Regions from separate parts of the Homo sapiens genome. Here region 2 is linked to region 1. A link is a loop called in an ENCODE intact Hi-C map of the cell type or tissue named here. Cell type or tissue: GM12878. All regions are shown on one strand. Each heading gives the region's core, and the rest is flanking DNA. Links, peaks and the distances in the headings are about the cores only.

What was found. A loop is a pair of places that touch in the nucleus more often than their neighbours do. Peaks named below come from ENCODE experiments on the same cell type or tissue, not always from the same donor. Only the 100,000 strongest peaks of a DNase experiment are listed, where the experiment ranks them.
Region 2: it touches region 1 in a loop (4-fold over the local background); 2 of 110 quality-filtered maps call a loop at or near these places.

What each region holds. Positions count from the first base shown.
Region 1 is chr9:78,702,930-78,705,848 of GRCh38, forward strand. No RefSeq gene overlaps it. Among named protein-coding and RNA genes, the nearest start is that of PSAT1, 410 kb to the left of the region's middle. In GM12878, for the core only: a CTCF peak has its summit at 1,404 (motif pointing left); no DNase peak of the experiment used is centred there.
Region 2 is chr9:78,756,236-78,759,154 of GRCh38, forward strand. No RefSeq gene overlaps it. Among named protein-coding and RNA genes, the nearest start is that of PSAT1, 460 kb to the left of the region's middle. In GM12878, for the core only: no CTCF peak of the experiment used is centred there; a DNase peak (open chromatin) is centred at 1,156.

The sequences.
Region 1 (2,919 bases), core at 93-2,592:
GTCTTCTAAGAAGTATTATATTCAAGCTTTATATGGTTTGGCTCTGTGTCCCCACCCAAATCTCATCTTGAATTGTGCTCCCATAATTCCCTCCTGTTGTGGGAGGGACCCGGTGGGAGATACTTTGAATCATGGCAGAGGTTTCCCCCATACTGTTCTCATGGTAGTGAATAAGTCTCAAGAGATCTGATGGTTTTATCAGGGGTTTCCGCTTTTGTATCCTCATTTTTCTCTTGCTGTCACCACGTAAGAAGTTTCTTTCACCTCCCACCATGATTCTGAGGCCTCCCTTGCCATGTGGAACTGTAAGTCCAATTAAATCTTTTTCTTCCCAGACTCCAGTATGTCTTTATCAGCAGTGTGAAAACAGGCCAATAAGGTAAACTGGTACCAGTAGAGTGGGGCGCTGAAAAGATACCCGAAAATGTGGAAGCGACTTTGGAACTGGGTATCAGGCAGAGATTGGAACAGTTTGGAGGGCTGAGAAGACGGGAAAATGTGAGAAAGTTTCGAACTTCCTAGAGACTTGTTGAATGTCTTTGACCAAAATGCTGATAGTGATATGAACAATAAGGTCCAGGCTGAGGTGGTGTCAGATGGAAATGAGGAACTTGTTGGAAACTGGAGCAAAGATGACTCTTATAAGGCTTTAGCAAAGAGGCTGGTGCATTTTGCCCCTGCCCTAGAGATTTGTGGAACTTTGAATTTGAGAGAGATGATTTAGGGTATCTGGCAGAAGAAATTTCTAAACAGCAAAGCATCCAAAATGTGACTTGGGTGCTGTTAAAAGCATTTTGTTTTAAAAGGGAAACAGCATAAAAGTTCAGAAAATTTGCAGCGTAATGATGCAGTAGAAAAGAAAAACCCATTTTTTGAGGAGAAATTCAAGCCAGCTGCAGAAATTTGTATAAGTAACAGGAGCCCCATGTTAATCCCCAAGACAATGGGGAAAATGTCTCCAGGGCATGTCAGAGGTCTTCATGGCAGCCCTTCCCATCACAGACCCAAAAACCTAGGAGGAGAAAATGGTTTTGCAGGCAAGGCCCAAGGTCCCCATGCTGTGTGCAGCCTAGGGACTTGATGCCCTGCATCCCAGCCACTGTAGCTGTTACTAAAAGGGGCCAAGGTACAGCTTGTCCCATGGTTTCAGAGGATGCAAGCCCCAAACCTTGGCAGCTTGCACATGAAGTTGAGCCTAGGGGTGCGCAGAAGTCAAGAATTGAGGTTTGGGAACCTCCACCTGTATTTCAGGAGATGTATGGAAACACCTGGATGCCCAGGCAATAGTTTGTTGCAAGGGTGGGGGCCTCATGGGGAACCTCTGCCAGGGTAGTACGGAAGGGAAATGTGGGATTGGAGCCACCACACAGAGTCCCTGCTAGGGCACCACCTAGTGGAGCTGTGAGAAGAGGGCCACCATCCTCCAGAACCCAGAATGGTAGATCTGCCGACAAGCTTGCACCGTGTGCCTGGAAAAGCCATGGACACTCAACGCCAGCCTGTGAAAGCAGTTGGGAGGGGGGCTGTACCCTGCAAAACCACAGGGTGGAGCTGCCCAAGACTATGGGAACCCACCTCTTGCATCAGTGTGACTTGGATGTGAGACATGGAGTCAAAGGAGATCATTTTGGAGCTTTAGAATTTGCCCCACTGGATTTCAGACTTGCATGGGCCCTGTAACCCCTTTGTTGTGGCCAATTTCTCCAATTTGGAATGGCTATATTTACCTGTACCTCCATTGCATCCAGGAAGTAACTAGCTTACTTTTGATTTTACAGGCTCATAGGTGGAAGAGACTTGCCTTGTCTCAGATGAGACTTTGGACTGTGGACTTTTGGGTTAATGCTGAAATGAGTTAAGACTTTGGGGGACAGCTGGGAAGGCATGATTGGTTTTGAAATGTGAGGACATGAGATTTGGAGGGGCCAGGGGCAAAATGATATGGTTTGGCTGTGTCCCAACCCAAATCTCATCTTGCGTTTTACTCCCATAATTCCCACATGTTGCAGGAGGGACCCAGTGGGAGATAATTTGAATTATGGGGTCCGTTTCCCCCACACTGTTCTCCTGATAGTGAGTAAGTCTCATGAGATCTGATGGTTTTATTAGGGGTTTCTGCTTTTGCATCCTCCTCATTTTCTCTTGCTGCCACCATGTAAGAAATGCCTTTTGTCTGGGCATGGTGGCTGACACCTGTAATCCCAGCACTTTGGGAGGCCAAGGTGGGCAGATCACAATGTCAGGAGATCGAGACCATCCTGGCCAACACAGTGAAACCCCGTCTCTACTAAAAATACTAAAAAATAAGCTGGGTGTGGTGGCAGGCGCCTGTAGTCCCAGCTACTCGGGAGGCTGAGGCAGGAGAATGGCGTGAACCCAGGCGGCGGAGCTTGCAGTGAGCCGAGATCGCACCACTGCACTCCAGCCTGGGCAACAGAGCGAGACTCTGTCTCCCAAAAAAAAAAAAAAAAAAAAAAAGTGCCTTTTGCTTCCTGCCATGATTCTGAGGCCTCCCCAGCCATGTGGAACTGTAGGTCCAATTAAACCTCTTTTTCTTCCTAGTCTTGGGTATGTCTCTATCAGCAGCATGAAAACAGACTAATACAAAGATGAAAAGTGATTGTTTTCTTTCCCCATCATGAAGAATAGAGGAGTGAATTTTTACCCTAAAGCCAAGAGAGGGGCTTTGAGAGTCATTCATACTGATTGGGATATACTTTTAGAGAGGCAGGAGGAGAAGACATCTCATTCCTTCCCTGAATCCTTGCTGAGCTGTGTAATGTATGGAGCAGTGCATGGAAAAGAGTTCTTGGGAGACTTTGAAATGTATACCCTGGAGTTTTGGGGATGCCTACAGACATAGAGATGGCACTTTCTTGCCTAGAATTTCTGAAGGCTAAATTTTTACTGAAATATTGT
Region 2 (2,919 bases), core at 207-2,706, 53 kb after region 1:
ATTCCTTATATTGTGGAACCATTACATTATCCCGCTGCCTACTGCCATGTGTATTGTGATGTGACAGAAAACTCCCTATTTGCTTTCCAAGTTGCTGTATATATGGCTAATGTTTTGTGTTACATGCAGCTGAATTCAATCTGTAACTGACTAATTATCACCAACTAGGAAGTTTTGCAAGGGTGAGAAGCAAATGAGAAAGCTGTATGAAGCTGGACTGTGGTAGGGGCAGCATCACTAGAAATGGAAAAGAATAGTAAACAGAAGATACATTGGGGGATAGAAATCACAAGACAATTACTGTTTGAATGTGTGATTGGAGGAAAAGGAAGGACTCCAACATAAATTTAAGTTTAAGCTTGGGTGACCAGGAAAACGGTGACATTATTTACCAACTGAAGATAACTGTAAGAAAAGAAAGACAGCTCAAGTGATATATACATGAAATGAAATAAATGTTAGATAGCATTTTACTCAAAGAAAAGTCCGAATACTCTAAGAACTAAATCAGTAGTATCAACCCCCAAGCCCTTAGAAAGCCTGGTAGAACAGAGGAGGGAATGGCAAGGAGTCTCCTATTAGATTGCAGGGTTTCCATTAATTCTTCCCAATGTGAAGATGAGCCACACTAACTGGTCAAAAGTTTTAAACATGAGTTTAAACTGCATTTGGAACATGTGTAATTATTTCCTCTGGGGCAAAGTGGCTTGAAATATAACTTGCTTAGCCAAGGCATAGGTCTGCTTTCAGAGTAGAGCGTGAGCTTGGTGACCTCTGGATGCGCTTTATAGTTCCATGATTCTATAATTATCTCAGGCTTCAAATCACTTTCTAGTGAACAGCAAATAATTCTTACTAATAAAATACAATTTGAAACTGGGAACTGAAATTACACATTTTCAATAAAGTGTTGTAATAAAGACAGCAACTGTAGATCCCCTCCAGGAATAAAGGGCTAAATGTATTGGTTGGCCACTCGTGCAAGACACAGCTAAAGTCTACGTTGATTCATCATGCAGGAGATGGGGATGCTCTATATAAGTTTTAAAAATAAACCTGACTGCAAATGAAGGAACTGAAAGGACATTGTCATTTAACCGTAGAATCTCCACTTAACATCAATAAGTGCTCTAAAGTTTAAATTCTGCCTTAACCCCACTGAGAAACTGCTGTCCGATTTTAGTTTCTGTATTCAGCTCCTTTCTGAAACCTCTTTCTTGGTACTGTGAATAGAAATCTCTCTCTGGGTTCTTTACGATTTTGCCAACAATGAGAGACCAATTCTATTAGAAAAAGATAGGAAGATATGGGGAGCTCTCATACCAATAAAAGTTTATCCCAAGTTCCACAGATTCAGAAGAGCAATTATTTGAGCAATTTTGTTTTTCAGAGGCCTCAAGCATATGACAGAAAACAATAAGTAACATAAATGATTTATGGTACAGTTATTGTTTTCTTAAAATTGTATTTCCTACAAAAGCTTGTGATCTGAAATGTAGGGCTCATATAAATGGTAAAGTGAAGTGATTCTTAAAGCATCTCCAGGTATTCCTCCAAAAATTATTCCTTGGTCAGAAAAGTATGGGACATTCCATTTAAATAAAACCACTGTTTCTTTTTTCTTTTTTTGTGGTTCTTGTGAGAGCCTTTATAAAGCCCCATGACCCACCAAGAAAGGAATAAGGAAGTAGCATTTACATCTTGAAATTAGTTTAATAAATATTAAATATTTTAATGAAATTGTTAGAGATAGAGTGTGATCAACATTTTAAAAAATTTTTAAGCAAACACTCACTTGACACTTTTTTTAAGATCAGAAAGCTGAGGCTCAAAAATATAAAGTATATTTTAACAGATTGATGTGGGTTGTTTTTGTTTATCCTTTTTCTTTTGGGAGTTGCTCCTCCCTAACCTCCCTCCCATTTTGCACGTTTACAGTTGTAGCAAAGCCATCAGGACAGCTGGATGCCAAACTTCTTGCCATAGTATATTAGACCATCCGTGAGCATCTGATCCAGATTGCTCTAATTGAATTTCTTTCCTTGGGAGTATGATATTGAGATCAGGAAATTCAGTCTTTCCTTCTTTCTCTTGCTTACTTTCTTTATCACTATAAAACTAGACATATATAAGATGTAAGTAATATGTTTTTAGTCCATGTGGACCAAAGAAGCAAAGAAAGCCTATCTGGAGGCTGAAAGAAAAAAAAAGCAGGCTGGGCACAGTGACTCATACCTGTAATACCAGAACTTTGGGAGGCTGAGGTGGGTGGATCACCTGAGGTCAGGAGTTCGAGACCAGCCTGACCAACATGGTGAAACCCCGTCTCTGCTAAAAATACAAAAATTAGCCAGGCGTGGCAGTGGGCGCCTGTAATCCCAGCTACTCGGGAAGCTGAGGCAGGAGAATTGCTTGAACCTGTGAGGCAGAGGTTGCAGTGAGCCAAGATCACGCCACTGCACTCCAGCCTGGCTGACAAGAGTGAAACTCCATCTCAAAAAAAAAAAAAAGAAAAAAAAGCATAAATGCACAAGAGAGTACACAGGCTAACTTAAAGGGTATTAAGGTCCTTTTCCCATTTTGTTCAGCTATATCCCTCCCCCATGGGTTTCCATGATTCCCTTGTAACTTTGTGGTGGATTCCTTTTATCTTAAGGTTGAATTTTTTTCTGTTTCCTTCAGTGAAAAAGGGCTAAATGACTACTGTTACACATTAGTCGCAGAGTAAGAGCTAGAAAACAGGTCACAACAATCAGTGCACTGCCTTTTAACTACAAGTCTTTTACGGTTTGTTGAGTAATACTTTACATAGCTTATATTTTTAAAATGTAATGCTGAGAAACCAAACTGTTAATTTTTCCATCATGATGATTCTTAAAATTGTTCATGTTTGCTTATCTATATGTATTATATTTAGTT